Regions from separate parts of the Homo sapiens genome. Here regions 1, 2 and 3 are each linked to region 4. A link is a contact called in ENCODE Hi-C or POLR2A ChIA-PET data. All regions are on one chromosome and are shown on one strand. Each heading gives the region's core, a stretch centred on a gene start or an enhancer-like site at or near the end of the contact. The rest is flanking DNA. Distances are from core to core; before and after follow the strand shown. Region 1 holds the start of C10orf88 (chromosome 10 open reading frame 88). Region 2 has its middle 130 kb from the start of CHST15. Region 3 overlaps LINC02641 (long intergenic non-protein coding RNA 2641). Region 4 has its middle 22 kb from the start of INPP5F.

Region 1 (3,109 bases), core at 176-2,675, 3.3 Mb before region 4:
CAACTTAGAATGAGTCTGAAATATTAAAAAAATCTTTGCAAACGAGGACTTTACAATTCTGCTATGATAGACCTTTGGTGACATTTCTCTCTTTCAATCTTGGTGAATTCACCTACCATACGTACATTCTGGTGATTACTTATAGAAAAATACATTTGGTCATCATTTTTCTTGCTTTGACACAGGTAAACAGAATGCAAAGTTTATTCTCATTTTTAGCTAGAGGGCACAAGTCCTAGTACATAAACTCAAACGAAAACATAAGCAAAAAGATTAAAGTAATGCGCACTGAGTCATGAACCCAGAATAGACAGCTCTGAAAGAAAATTAGAGTATGGGTGAGCAAAAACGTTATTTCCTAGAGAGGATACCACCTTAAACACAACTTTGGAACTCTAGATTATAGACAAGTGGAATTTCAGAGTTTGCTTTTTTCAAAAGACAGAAAAATAATCTGCACAAGCCTCTACAGGAGGAGGATGAGGGGGCACACTATATACAGTCCCATCCCGTGGGGCATCTAGAAAGTTCCATCTGCTCCCACTGTTCTGCATCCGTAGCCTTAAGTTCCTTCAAGACTGAGTTCATATTCTACTTCAACAGAGTTCTGAGACCCCCCCTTTCCACTCGCTGTTTCCAGTGCCATGAGGAGCGATCTCATGGGGCAGCCCCTGCCTTCGGTGTCTGGGTCTTTCTTGCATTTCAAATTTCTGTCACCTAGAGCGTCCAGCCCTGGATGCCCGGGTTCCTGCGGCCTGAGGGTTGCACATGGGGTCAGGGGGCGTCAGCTGAGACAGCACCCGGCGAAGGCCAGCGTGGCTCAATGCCCATCACAGATGCCCTTCAACCCCAAAACCCCATCATCCGCTTCAGCCCCCCTCTAAAGCGAGAATATGTGTGAGGGAGGCTAGGAGAATTCGAAGTAAAAATAACCCGAATCGGCAGCGCGTCCGCCGCGCTAGCTGCCACAAATGCTGCAGATCCGACGGAATGGAAGCAGAAAAGGCCCTGGCGTCCCCTTGGGAAAGAACGAGGTCAGGAGTCGGTCTTGCACGCAGCGTAGAGCGACGAGACTACACCTACCTGATCACAGACGTTCCACACCAGCTCAGCAACGGTCGTCCACGCCGCTTGCTGTTTCCCCACAGCCAACGTCGAAAACACCCTCGTGCCGGCGCGCAGTGCACCGCGCCTGCGCATAGTCTCCAGCGAAAGAGCAAGGGTCTGCCAGTGCGCATGCTCCGCTCTCGACCTCCTCCCCGCACACTTTGAACGCCGCGCCTGAGGCCAGCTGGCACATGCGCATGCGTGTCTCTGGTGCCTGCTCTCCCCACCAAAGCAAGAAGCGGCGGGTACTTGAAGCGGAGTGAGCCGGAAGTCGCTTTGCCTGCCCATTTCCACGCTGTACCGGCGGAAATTCAAGCACTGGAAGAGAGGTTCCGGGGCTGGGCTGGCCTGACTGAAGGCGGCGGAATGGAGACGCGGACCGAGGACGGGGGCCTCACCCGCCGCCCCACGCTGGCCTCTTCTTGGGATGTTGCAGGCGGGGCCCTGACCCACAGCCTCCTCCTCACCCGGGCCGGTCTCGGCCCCGGTGACTTCGACTGGGAGGAGCTGCTGGCACCGCCTGCTCCAGGGTGCGCCGGGCCGACGGGGACGGGGTCGCTATGCTCGGCAACTGCCGCGCTTCTAGGGGAGCTGTGAGGGGAGGCGAGAGGGTCTGAGCCCGGGATCCGGGAGAGCAGTTGGTACCAGGTCTCTAGTTGGGGAGGGGAGCTGCGAGGTCGTCCGGGGTGGGCGGAGGGGGGTGGGTCCGGCCGGGAAGGGGCCGAGGCTCCTGGGCGTGAGAGGGGGAAGGTGACCCGGACTCGGAATTTCATATAACGTCCCCATCAGGCGTGATAGCCCCTCAGGGCTGCTGTCAAAGTCAGTCCGCCCCTCTACCCTCAAACAAGACACCTCCTGTCCACCAAAACAGGCTGTGTAAAAAGTCCAGCTATAGATGATCGCTGTCGACTTAATTTCGAAAAAGATACACTTTTGTCTTTCATTGTGCCCTGCACCCAGTAGGTGCCCAGTGATTTATGTAATTATCCGAGAGTCAATTGCAGGGGATTGAGTAGAATGTTGATTGAGGAAAAAATAGAGTTTGGGAAAGCCCTGATGTGTGACACCTTCATTTCCGTATGAATTCTGTGTTGAGCGCTTCTTGGATGCTTGGGAAGGTGCTTGGACCTCAAGGGCAAGTGGAAGTGAGTTAGAAGAAAGAAGCCCCGGCCGGGCACGGTGGCTCACACCTGTAATCCCAGCACTTTGGGAGGCCGAGGCGGGCGGATCACGACGTCAGGAGATCAAGACCATCCTGGCTAACACGGCGAAACCCCGTCTCTACGAAAAATACAAAAAATTAGCCGGGCGCGGTGGCGGGTGCCTGTAGTCCCAGCTGCTTGGGAGGCTGAGGCAGGAGAATGGCGTGAACCCGGAAGGCGGAGCGTGCAGTGAGCCGAGATGGAGCCACTGCATTCCAGCCTGGGCGACAGAGCCAGACTCCGTCTCAAAAAAGAAGAGTCATGTTCAGAGAACTATACTGTGTGATGTTTTCACCAATTTTCTTCTCAGTCAGGATCTGGTGATTTTGAAGAGAAACCACAACAACAAAGATGAAAACCCCTGCTTCCTTTACCTGAGGTGTGGCCCTGATGGAGGTGAAGAAATCGCTTCTATTGGCATTTTAAGTTCAGCAAGAAATATGGAAGTGTACTTAGGAGAGGAGTACTGTGGAACCAGTAGGGGCAAGAATGTTTGTACTGTCCTGGATGACAGGTGTGTGACTTGTACACGGGAAAGTGTTCTTCTGAAGTAGTGTTTTGATTTTTCTCACTTTTTGCAATAATTATTGATTCTCTGATATTGATACCATATGTTATGGGAGAGAAGATAAAAATGTGCCAGTAGGCATAGAAGTTTACAACTTTAGAGATCTTAAAAGACAGTGTAGATCAGCCTAGTTATTTTTATAAATGTTGAAATTTAGAACTAACAATCAAGGTGAATTGGTAGGAGGTCATAGCTAGTTAGTGGAAGAGTTTTATTAGAATGAAATTTTGAG
Region 2 (3,073 bases), core at 545-3,044, 4.5 Mb before region 4:
CGGAGCTCAAGGTGGAAGCCTCCAAGCGCCTCCAGCAGTGGGAGGGAGGGCAATACTTACCCTTTTCAAATGGCGTCCTCGGTAATTCCCACCAACACGCCTTGGGCCCACTGCCCCCACTCCCAGACAAGCTAAACTGCCCAGAGCTCTTGATGTTTTCTGTCCTGCTGTTTCCTTGCCTGGACGCCTGGTGAACTCAGCTGCGTCCATTCATGCAAATACCCTGACCCCATGAGGCTTCCCTTTGGGCCCTACACAGGGTGAATCTGTGAATCCCCCCCTTCCCTGGGCCACCTGGCCCTACGCTCAGGCCTCCCCACTGGACTGTGAGCAGCCTGAGGGCTGCTGGAACTGGGCCAACTCCTCCTCAAGGCTTGGTTGTGGTGCCCAGTGTGCAGGGACCCCGACAGACAAGGCGTGAGAGGCTGCATGAAATATACAAGAGACCGCGGTGCATCGCAGATGCTGATCTGTGTGTCTGTCCTGGGCTGTGAGCCCCTGAGGGGCAGAGACCCACTTCTCTGTATCTTGGAGTCCCTGCATCTTCTGACAGAAAGCAGGGGCTAAGAGATGCTGGTGAAAATGGACTTGAGTGGATGACTGGGGCTGTGAGGGTTGCTGGACACCGGGCATGCCTCGGCGGAGAGGTGGAGGGGACAGCGAGCGGCAGTCCCCCTGCCTGCGCGGTCGGATGTATGTTCACTCCTACAGAAACCACATCACCAAGGGGGCTCTGGGGTTGAAATTCCTGAAGGAAACCAGAGATTGTTTTACAAAAATACCCTTTCAAAAATAGCAGCTGTTTTTACTTTGCTTCTGAAAGGCGGCGGAGGGCAGCTTCCTGATTTGGAAAGACAAATGTTTGTGCAGCCTGGGGAGTGAGGGGCTGGGCGACGGGGGGCTCTGGCCAGGGGCCCAGGGGCCCCTTGTGTTTTGGGAGGAGTCCTAGGGGACCATGTAGGTGTGGACATCCGACTCAACGTGCAGCCCTGGCAGTGTGCGGTAACCAGTGACACGTAGAATACTTTTTAAAAAAGTCCTTTCTGACCACATCCTCTGACCCTCGCACCTGGAAACTGGAAGAGAAACAGGCCCCTTTTTAACTGTTAGGTTTCCCTGGTCAGAAATGACTCATCTCGTTCTTTCTGGAGACTTGGAAGTTAGAATGTATGGAAGGATGAATGAAGCGCTGCTGACTTTGGGGGCTCCTCGAGAGGGAATGCCATGGTCCCCAGAGAGTGACTTGGTTGGTGATAGGGCCATGTGGTTCCTCTCTCCTCAGTGAGGGAAGCCTCCTCCTCTCCCTCCCACTGGGTAGCCACATGGTTAAGAGAGCTCCAGGCTCTCACAAGCTGAGGTGTGAGTCCCAGTCCTATTACTTCCTAGCCGTGAGGTCTTGGTCAGGGATAACTTATGCCCCCGGCCTCATTTCCTTTATCTGTAAAGTGGAAATGACAAGCATCCTGGCCTGATAGGGTGCTTGCCAGGAGGACACAAACACAGGCCTGGAAATCGCTCATTTCACCTCCCAGCAGCCCTGTGGGATGGTTACTCTGATTTTCCCCATGGGGAGAATGAAGCTCAGAAGGTTATGCTGGAGAACCACTGTGGGGGGCTCCATTCGTCTCCGCAGCCCCAGGTCTTCACCGCCCTCCTGAAGCCAGCATGTGGCCCCTACGTCACAGGTGGGAATGGCAGCTCTGAGCAGCCCAGGACACACTTAGGGCTGTGTGTCCTGGCAAGGAGCTGGAAGGGAGCCCTCTCCTTGGCTGGGCTCTCCCACAGGCACGATTATGACCGCAGGTTCCGGGGCCTGCCCTTCCTTCCAGATGCGCAGGTGCCAGGCTCCACGTGGTCAGCGGCGCTCCTCCATGAGCAGGGGGCTGGAGTGGATACTTTTCCTTCTCTTTTCTGCCTCTTCCAAAGCTTCTGCCTCAGACTACACTATATTGTGGTTAGAAAAACAAAAACAATAAATGTCATTTAGAAAAAATAGCACTTGCTAAGCACTTTTGCTTTCTGTTTGTGTTTGGGACTCACAGAAGTCAGTTTGGCATGAGGCTGCTGGGACTTTGGTGGGGGCTTCAGGCCACCACGTGGTAGGTGGGAGCCCCTGGGCTGCAGAAGCTGGGTGCAGGGCTGGCAGAGGGCGGAAGGGGGCCTTCCCCATCATGGATACGATCTGCAGAGATCTGCAGGGATCGAGCCTGCAGGGACCGAGAGGCACCCATGCCTCAGCAGGGAGTCAGGCGGGAAGCTCAGCATTTGTGTCTGTAATCCAGCTCCTTCTCTCCACTGTTTTTCTGGAATTATTCCCACCTCCTCCACTTTGTCTTTAGGGACACTGCTTCATCTCATCCCCTACTTCTGTTGGGGCTACTAAGTATAAAACCTTAACTCCTTGGTCAGAGATTGGGACATTTGACCTAACTCTTTTGCTTCTGTGGATATTTTGACCCCAAAGTCATTTTGAATGTCAGCATTTTAACCAGAATTACCCAACAGTGATGAGTTTTCATCTAGAAAGTATCAGAATTCCAGCGGGGACCCCATTAAGCTGATGTAATCCCTCTATCAATTTTCTATACAGCGCAGTTAAGCCATTCCTGATGTTTCCATTTCCATTTTGCTGAAATTATTTTCATAGGGATCAATTTTTTTTTTTTTTGCATTTAGAATCTTACAGCAGAGATTTGCTTCTTAAATCACTTTTCGTCCATATCAAACTACTAATCGCAGCTTCTACCATCACGAGCGGCCACGGGTTCCATCCAGTACTGTTTTCCTGGGTGAAGTCATAATTGGTGTTGTTTGAGTTGATGCATAAGGAAATAGCAATTTCTGTAAGGCAGGGAGATGGCGGGGGAGAAAGAGTGGAGGAGGGGCAGAGAGAAGGAGCAGGCGTCCCAGAGGGGGACAGGGAGGAGGACAGAAGGGTCCCTGGGCAGAAATTGGGTGGCCACTGACTGGAAGGATGCAGGAGGAGGGAGCAAAGGTCAAAGTGCCCACTTGGCCACAGGATCATCGCATGGCACCATCCTGGTCAAAGACTGCCCTCCTCCCCCTGTTCTGG
Region 3 (2,700 bases), core at 20-2,519, 3.7 Mb before region 4:
AGAGGGCTTGCCTGGAGGGTCGTGGTTGAGATTGAAACCATAGCTCTGAGGCCCAAGAATCAGCTGTCAGAAGTCCCCAGGTTGGAGAGTGGCTGATCAGATCTTTCCACTGCAGGTTATGATTCTTTCTTTTACGTTCTATGGTTGAGCTATACCTTCTCCCTCCGGGACCCTGAGAATTCCTGAGGCCAGAGCCAGTTCTTGTCTCAACTGTGAATCCCCCTTAAACCAGGCCCCATGGCTGTGTGCTTTACACGCGTTAGGTCACATTGTGTCACTTCAGCCCCTGCCAGTGCTCTGGGATAGGCACAGTCTCTGCCTTTATTGAAGGTAACTAAAGCTCAGAAAGTAAATCATGTGCCTAAGGCCACAGAGCTAATATAACACGGAGTCAAGACTCAGACGCACCCAGTGGTGTCCCCGTGAATGTTTAGCCAGTTCTCTGGGAAAAGAGAACTGATTGTTAGTGTTTGCCAATTTCTGTGGTGTAAATACTCCCACCATGGCTGATTCCAAGCTGCCAGCATGAGCTCATGGAAGGCAGAGTTGGGGAGCAACCATTATACAGTATTTCCACCAGAAGGATATTACAGACATAAATAACCTCAAAAGCATAGATCAAGAGTTGGCAAACTTGACCTGGGCTATGGGCCAAATCTAGTGCTACATGTTTATAAATAGTTTTACAGGAGTACAGCCATGCCCATTCTTTGATGCATTGTCTGTGGCTCCTTTTACCTTAAAACAGCAGACCTGAATAGTGTGTCAGAGACAAGAAAGCCTAAAATACTTACTATCTGCACTTTCATAGAAAAACTTTGGAAACCTCTGATACAGATGGTAATACAATGTTATAAAATAATTAGAAAATGATGAGTTTTGAGTATTTATTTTCTGTTTTTGATATAATTTATTTAATTGCAATTTTCTACAATTTCATTTTTAATATATGTTTAAAAACCAGCTGCAAAACACTTACAAATTTAGCAATCCGCTTTTGCAAGCTGGAAATATCCCACTCCGGCACACCACTGAATTACGTCTGCCTCCAAATCATGTGCTCTTTTCTTGACACATTTTCTGAATGAATGAAAGCATGCATGCATGAACAGACAAGTGGTCAGACCGAAAGAGAAGGGCCCTTGGCCTGCATGTTGGGAAATGTTGCAGACTTCAGCAAGAGCACAGATGCCTTCACCAAAGGCCTGATGACTGTAAGAATGAAACTCAGCTGACCTATTTAAAGCAGTTAGAGGAAGAATGGAGACTTAGCAGGTGAGAGAGGGAAACTAGAGAAGGGGCCTTCATAGGGCAATCAGGCCTAATTTTCCACGAGCAGAACCAGGATCAACAGGGCACCACAAAAGGTCTGTGTCCACCTCAGTGCAAGGCCTGTAGGCCCCATTGTCAATAGAAATGAAAGTCTAATTAATAGACACTGTTTTGCCCCATGCTGAATGCACTAAAATCTAACTTGGTTCTTTAAGAAGTGGAGGAGCAGAAGTGGCTTGTGTGAGGACCTTAAATTTTTCTTTAGTAGAAACCTTTATGCCTAACAGGAAATCATTTGAAGTGAAAATCACATAAGCAGAATTATCAGGTCTAAGAGCATGTGACTTGACCCTGTCTTTGGCAAGGGCTGTCTTGGGAATAAAGATGCCTACACTTGAGGTGCTATGCACAAACACAAACACACACATGCACACATTCACACAAATACACACACACACACACACACACACACACACACACACACACACACGCCACGTTAATACTGGGCCTGCCTATTCCCCCCAGTCATGATAGTTCCTGTTGCTTCTCACCCTATTCTATCCCCCTAAAAATACCCCGACACAGTGAAAGACACAGGCCAGAAGTTGAACACACGCTACAGAACCCTGAAAGGGAGATGGGGGCCTTAGAGAAGGCAGAGGACATTTGCAGAATCCTGAGCATGCTGGGAAAGGATGGTCGCACAGCTATTCCCCAAGATTATTCGGTGTGGCTTTTCGGGTACTGGCCCAGCCAAGAGGTTCAACTGAAAGAGAAAGAGAATTTCCAGTTTTGGGTTGTGTGTTTTTTTTGTTTTGTTTTTGTTTTTGTTTTTTTGCCAGGACACTTTCCCCTTGTCCTTGCTTTGCCCTTTCCTGTTGTGGAGGGGGCCACTCTCTGGCTTCAAGATGTGCCTCCTCTCTGTGGACCTGCACTGCACCTTGGATGGGACACCCAAAGCTGCTTGTCCCCAGGCAATTTTGCCTTCAGATGTCCTCAGCCATGACAGCCTGGTGCCCAAGCCCACTCAGGTGCCACCCTGCCATCTCACCAGCTTATCCTGGGGCACTCCCTACAGGGAAAACACACAGACAAAGGGCACCTTAGCTCCCTGGCCCTGGACTGCAGGGGCTGTCATTGGAGCCCTGCACATACGTGAGCCATGGATGCATCTTCACAAAACCACAGTCAGAAGGAGAAGGGGACTAGCCCAAGGTCACTCCATTGAGTTGAAGTAAAACCAGGCCAGGACTCCAGGTCTCCTGTCTGCCAGGCCTCCCAGAAACCAAACAGAACCCAGCTGCCAGGAGGAAATTGTCCTCTCCCTTCCTACTTTCATATTTTTCACTAATGATGGACGTCATCAACACAAACTTTCAAAACAATACAAAGGGCACAGTTATTGTTTCTTATGGAAGGGGTGAGAAG
Region 4 (2,781 bases), core at 257-2,756:
TTAGTTTCATTATTAGTCTAATCTAAAATAACAGGTTTGCTGTGTGCTAAAAATAATACTCAGACTCTCTGAATGAGTAAGCCCACTAAGAATAAACAGGGTTTTTTTAAATCATAAAAATGTCAATCATAATCAACACCTAATGTGGGAAAGTATCTTCCTCTTAAAAATATTAAGAAGGTGGCTGGGTGCAGTGGCTCACGCCTGTAGTCCCAGCACTTTGGGAGGCCAAGGTGGGTGGATCACAGGAGTTCGAGACCAGCCTGGCCAACATGGTGAAACCCTATCTCTACCAAAAACACAAAAATTAGCTGAGTGGGAGGCACCTTGTAATCCCAGCTGCTTGAGAGGCCGAGGCAGGAGAATCACTTGAGCCCAGGAGGCAGAGGTTGCAGTGAGCCAAGATTGCGCCATTGCACTCCAGCCTGGGCGACAGAGCAAGACTCCATCTCACAAAACAAAAACAAAAACAAAAAAAAATTAAGAAGGTGAGCAATGAGCAACAAAAACGTCTAAATTTTGCAGACAGAATAAGAGCCCAAAGGTTGTACACACTGAAAAACAAAACCGAATAGCTATTCATATTTTCCTTAAGGTTTGAGGACAAAGAAGCTCTAGAAGAAGGTTATACTGGAGCCAGAAAGGAAGCATACAAAAATATCCCTATCTATTTTTGTAAAGACAGGGTCTCACTCTGTTGCCCAGGCTGCTCTTGAACTCCGGGCCTCAAGTGATCCTTCTGCCTCAGCCTCCGAAAGTGCTGGAATTATAGACGTACCCCACCACCTGTGGCTGAGTTTCTCTTTCAACCGACAAATAGAACCTTTCTTGGAGTTAGAAAGTAGGAGATCAGGAGCTTCTCACTAATGATGGTGTAATTCAGCAATGGATCCCTTTTCGGGTCATCAGCTTAGTGTCAGTTCCTGGTTCTATCTGACTCATTGCAGTAGTGGGAGGTTTCGAAAACTTGAAGTCAGGAGGGTTTACATCAATTTCACATATTACAAACAACAACAACAACTCACAGCGCTAGGGAGGCATCCCATTCTACTCATCTTTACAACCTGACAAGAACAGGAATACATTCAACAGAAATATTCTTCTCTGCTACGAACAGATTGAAATAAATACCTGAGTTCCTGATAGAATGGAAAATAACAGCTTTCCATAGGTGCGGAATCACCAATGACATCAGAACAAAAATTATTGCTCGGTACCAAGGAGAAAATGTCTTGAGGACAAGATGTGAATAACAAGTTCAGAAGAAGGGAAGGTCAGTCAAAAAAAAAAAAAAAAAAAAAAAGCAGCCTCCTGGGCGACAGAGCAAGACTCAAAAAAAAAAAAAAAACGAAGATGAAGGATGATTATCATGCTACCTCTAAATTTCTACAGCAGGCTCCATAGAGCTCAAAATACTTTAAAGACGTATTTTTATTCTGAAGTAGCAGGAAGGAAATATCAGCAGCGTTTACAGATGTTGAAACTGAAGCATCACATCATTGGGGGATGCCCAGTTCTCCCTGCAGCATCTACTAGCTGTGCAGGATGGGGCCTACAGAGTGAGTTTCTGTCTTTCCTAGGAGCTTACCAACTCAGTCATCAGAAGGTTTCCCCAATCCAAATATATATTATTTTAATGTAAAAATAGAATATGTTGGCAGGGCGTGGTGGCTCACGTCTGTAATCCCAGCACTTTGGGAGGCCAGGGCAGGTGGATCACGAGGTCAGGAGATAGAGACCATCCTGGCTAACACAGTGAAACACCGTCTCTACTAAAAATATAAAAAATCAGCCAGGCATGGTGGCGGGCACCTGTAGTCCCAGCTACTGGGGAGGCTGAGGCAGGAGAATGGCGTGAACCCAACAGGCAGACCTTGCAGTGAGCCGAGATCGTGCCGCTGCACTCCAGCCTGGGCAGCAGTGCAAGACTCCGTCTCAAAAACAAAGAATATGTTAATAATTATATTAAAATTTCCATCAGAAACCTCAAGGCTATTGAGAACCAGGATTAATCTACTGATTACAATAAGAGAGGGGGCTGGGCACAGTGGCTCATGCCTGTAATTCCAGCACTTTGGGAGGCTAAGGTGGGAGGATTTCTTGAGCCCAGGAGTTTGAGACCAGCTTTGGCAACATAGTGAGACCCCATCTCTATAAAACATAAGTGAATTAATAAATAAAATAAGAGAGGGGACAAAGAGATGTGGTCATTTGGTCAGTGTATTGGTTTTCTAGGGCTGCTGTAACAAATGACCATAAAGTGGGTGGCAGTAAACAACAGAAGTGTATTTTCTCACAATTCTGGAGGCTAGAAATCCAAAATCAAGGTGTTGGCTGGGCCAGGCTCCCTCTGAAGGCGCCAAGGGAGAATCCTTCCTTGCCTTTTCCAGCTTCCGCAGGCTGCCTGCAATTCTTGGTGTTCCTTGGCTTGTAGATATATCACTCCAATTTCTGTCTCATTTGTCACACGGCACTCTCCCTGTGTGTCTGTATCAGTGTTCAAATTTTTCTCTTCTTATAAAGGTACCAGTCATTGAACTAGTGTTCCAGTAAAACCTCATCTTAACTTTTTTAGATCTACAAAGGATGTATGTCCAAATAAACTCACATTCATAGGTACCGGGGATTAGGACTTGAGCATATCTTTAAGGGGACATGATTCAGTCAGCAATAATCAGTTTGAAAACAAGATATTACTACCTAGTGGTAAATACACTCAAAACTACCAAAGGCCATGACTCTCCCCCCAAAAATGGAGATAGCATCATCTTTACTGTTGAA

What was found. A loop is a pair of places that touch in the nucleus more often than their neighbours do. ChIA-PET counts read pairs that join two places held with the same protein, here RNA polymerase II (POLR2A). Pooled maps may share reads with other maps.
Region 1: a pooled map shows a loop between it and region 4 (1.9-fold over the local background). The contact joins the promoter of C10orf88 here to the enhancer-like site in region 4. A Hi-C loop is called at or near these places in 1 of 50 pooled maps. POLR2A ChIA-PET finds 5 or more read pairs at or near these places in 2 of 52 experiments (B cell and GM10248).
Region 2: a loop to region 4 is called in a pooled map, with 13 times the contacts of the local background. The contact joins two enhancer-like sites. A Hi-C loop is called at or near these places in 4 of 37 single-sample maps with no recorded cell type and 6 of 50 pooled maps.
Region 3: a map of GM12878 shows a loop between it and region 4 (4-fold over the local background). The contact joins two enhancer-like sites. A Hi-C loop is called at or near these places in 1 of 168 maps with a recorded cell type or tissue (GM12878), 16 of 37 single-sample maps with no recorded cell type and 6 of 50 pooled maps.

Annotation. Positions count from the first base shown.
Region 1 is chr10:122,952,543-122,955,651 of GRCh38, reverse strand. It overlaps C10orf88 (chromosome 10 open reading frame 88), which reads left to right and starts at 1,425. Exons shown (of 6, transcript NM_024942.4): 1 at 1,425-1,637; 2 at 2,620-2,823. The coding sequence starts at 1,474. It overlaps LOC124902519 (a long non-coding RNA gene), which reads right to left and starts at 1,210. Exons shown (of 2, transcript XR_007062325.1): 1 at 1,084-1,210. RefSeq lists a silencer at 1,630-1,709.
Region 2 is chr10:124,219,777-124,222,849 of GRCh38, reverse strand. No RefSeq gene overlaps it. Among named protein-coding and RNA genes, the nearest start is that of CHST15, 130 kb to the right of the region's middle. RefSeq lists enhancers at 1,078-1,257, 1,268-1,367. Within about 2 kb of position 1,794, at least 6 of the 41 ENCODE cell types and tissues checked have a DNase peak (open chromatin) inside an H3K27ac peak, as active enhancers do.
Region 3 is chr10:123,396,885-123,399,584 of GRCh38, reverse strand. All of the region lies in intron 6 of LINC02641 (long intergenic non-protein coding RNA 2641), which reads right to left. Among named protein-coding and RNA genes, the nearest start is that of LINC02641, 50 kb to the right of the region's middle. RefSeq lists an enhancer at 1,191-1,500. Within about 2 kb of position 1,269, at least 2 of the 41 ENCODE cell types and tissues checked have a DNase peak (open chromatin) inside an H3K27ac peak, as active enhancers do; they include GM12878, where a contact is called at or near this core.
Region 4 is chr10:119,702,821-119,705,601 of GRCh38, reverse strand. No RefSeq gene overlaps it. Among named protein-coding and RNA genes, the nearest start is that of INPP5F, 22 kb to the left of the region's middle. RefSeq lists enhancers at 645-924, 1,555-1,604, 1,615-1,664. Within about 2 kb of position 1,506, at least 6 of the 41 ENCODE cell types and tissues checked have a DNase peak (open chromatin) inside an H3K27ac peak, as active enhancers do; they include B cell and GM12878, where a contact is called at or near this core.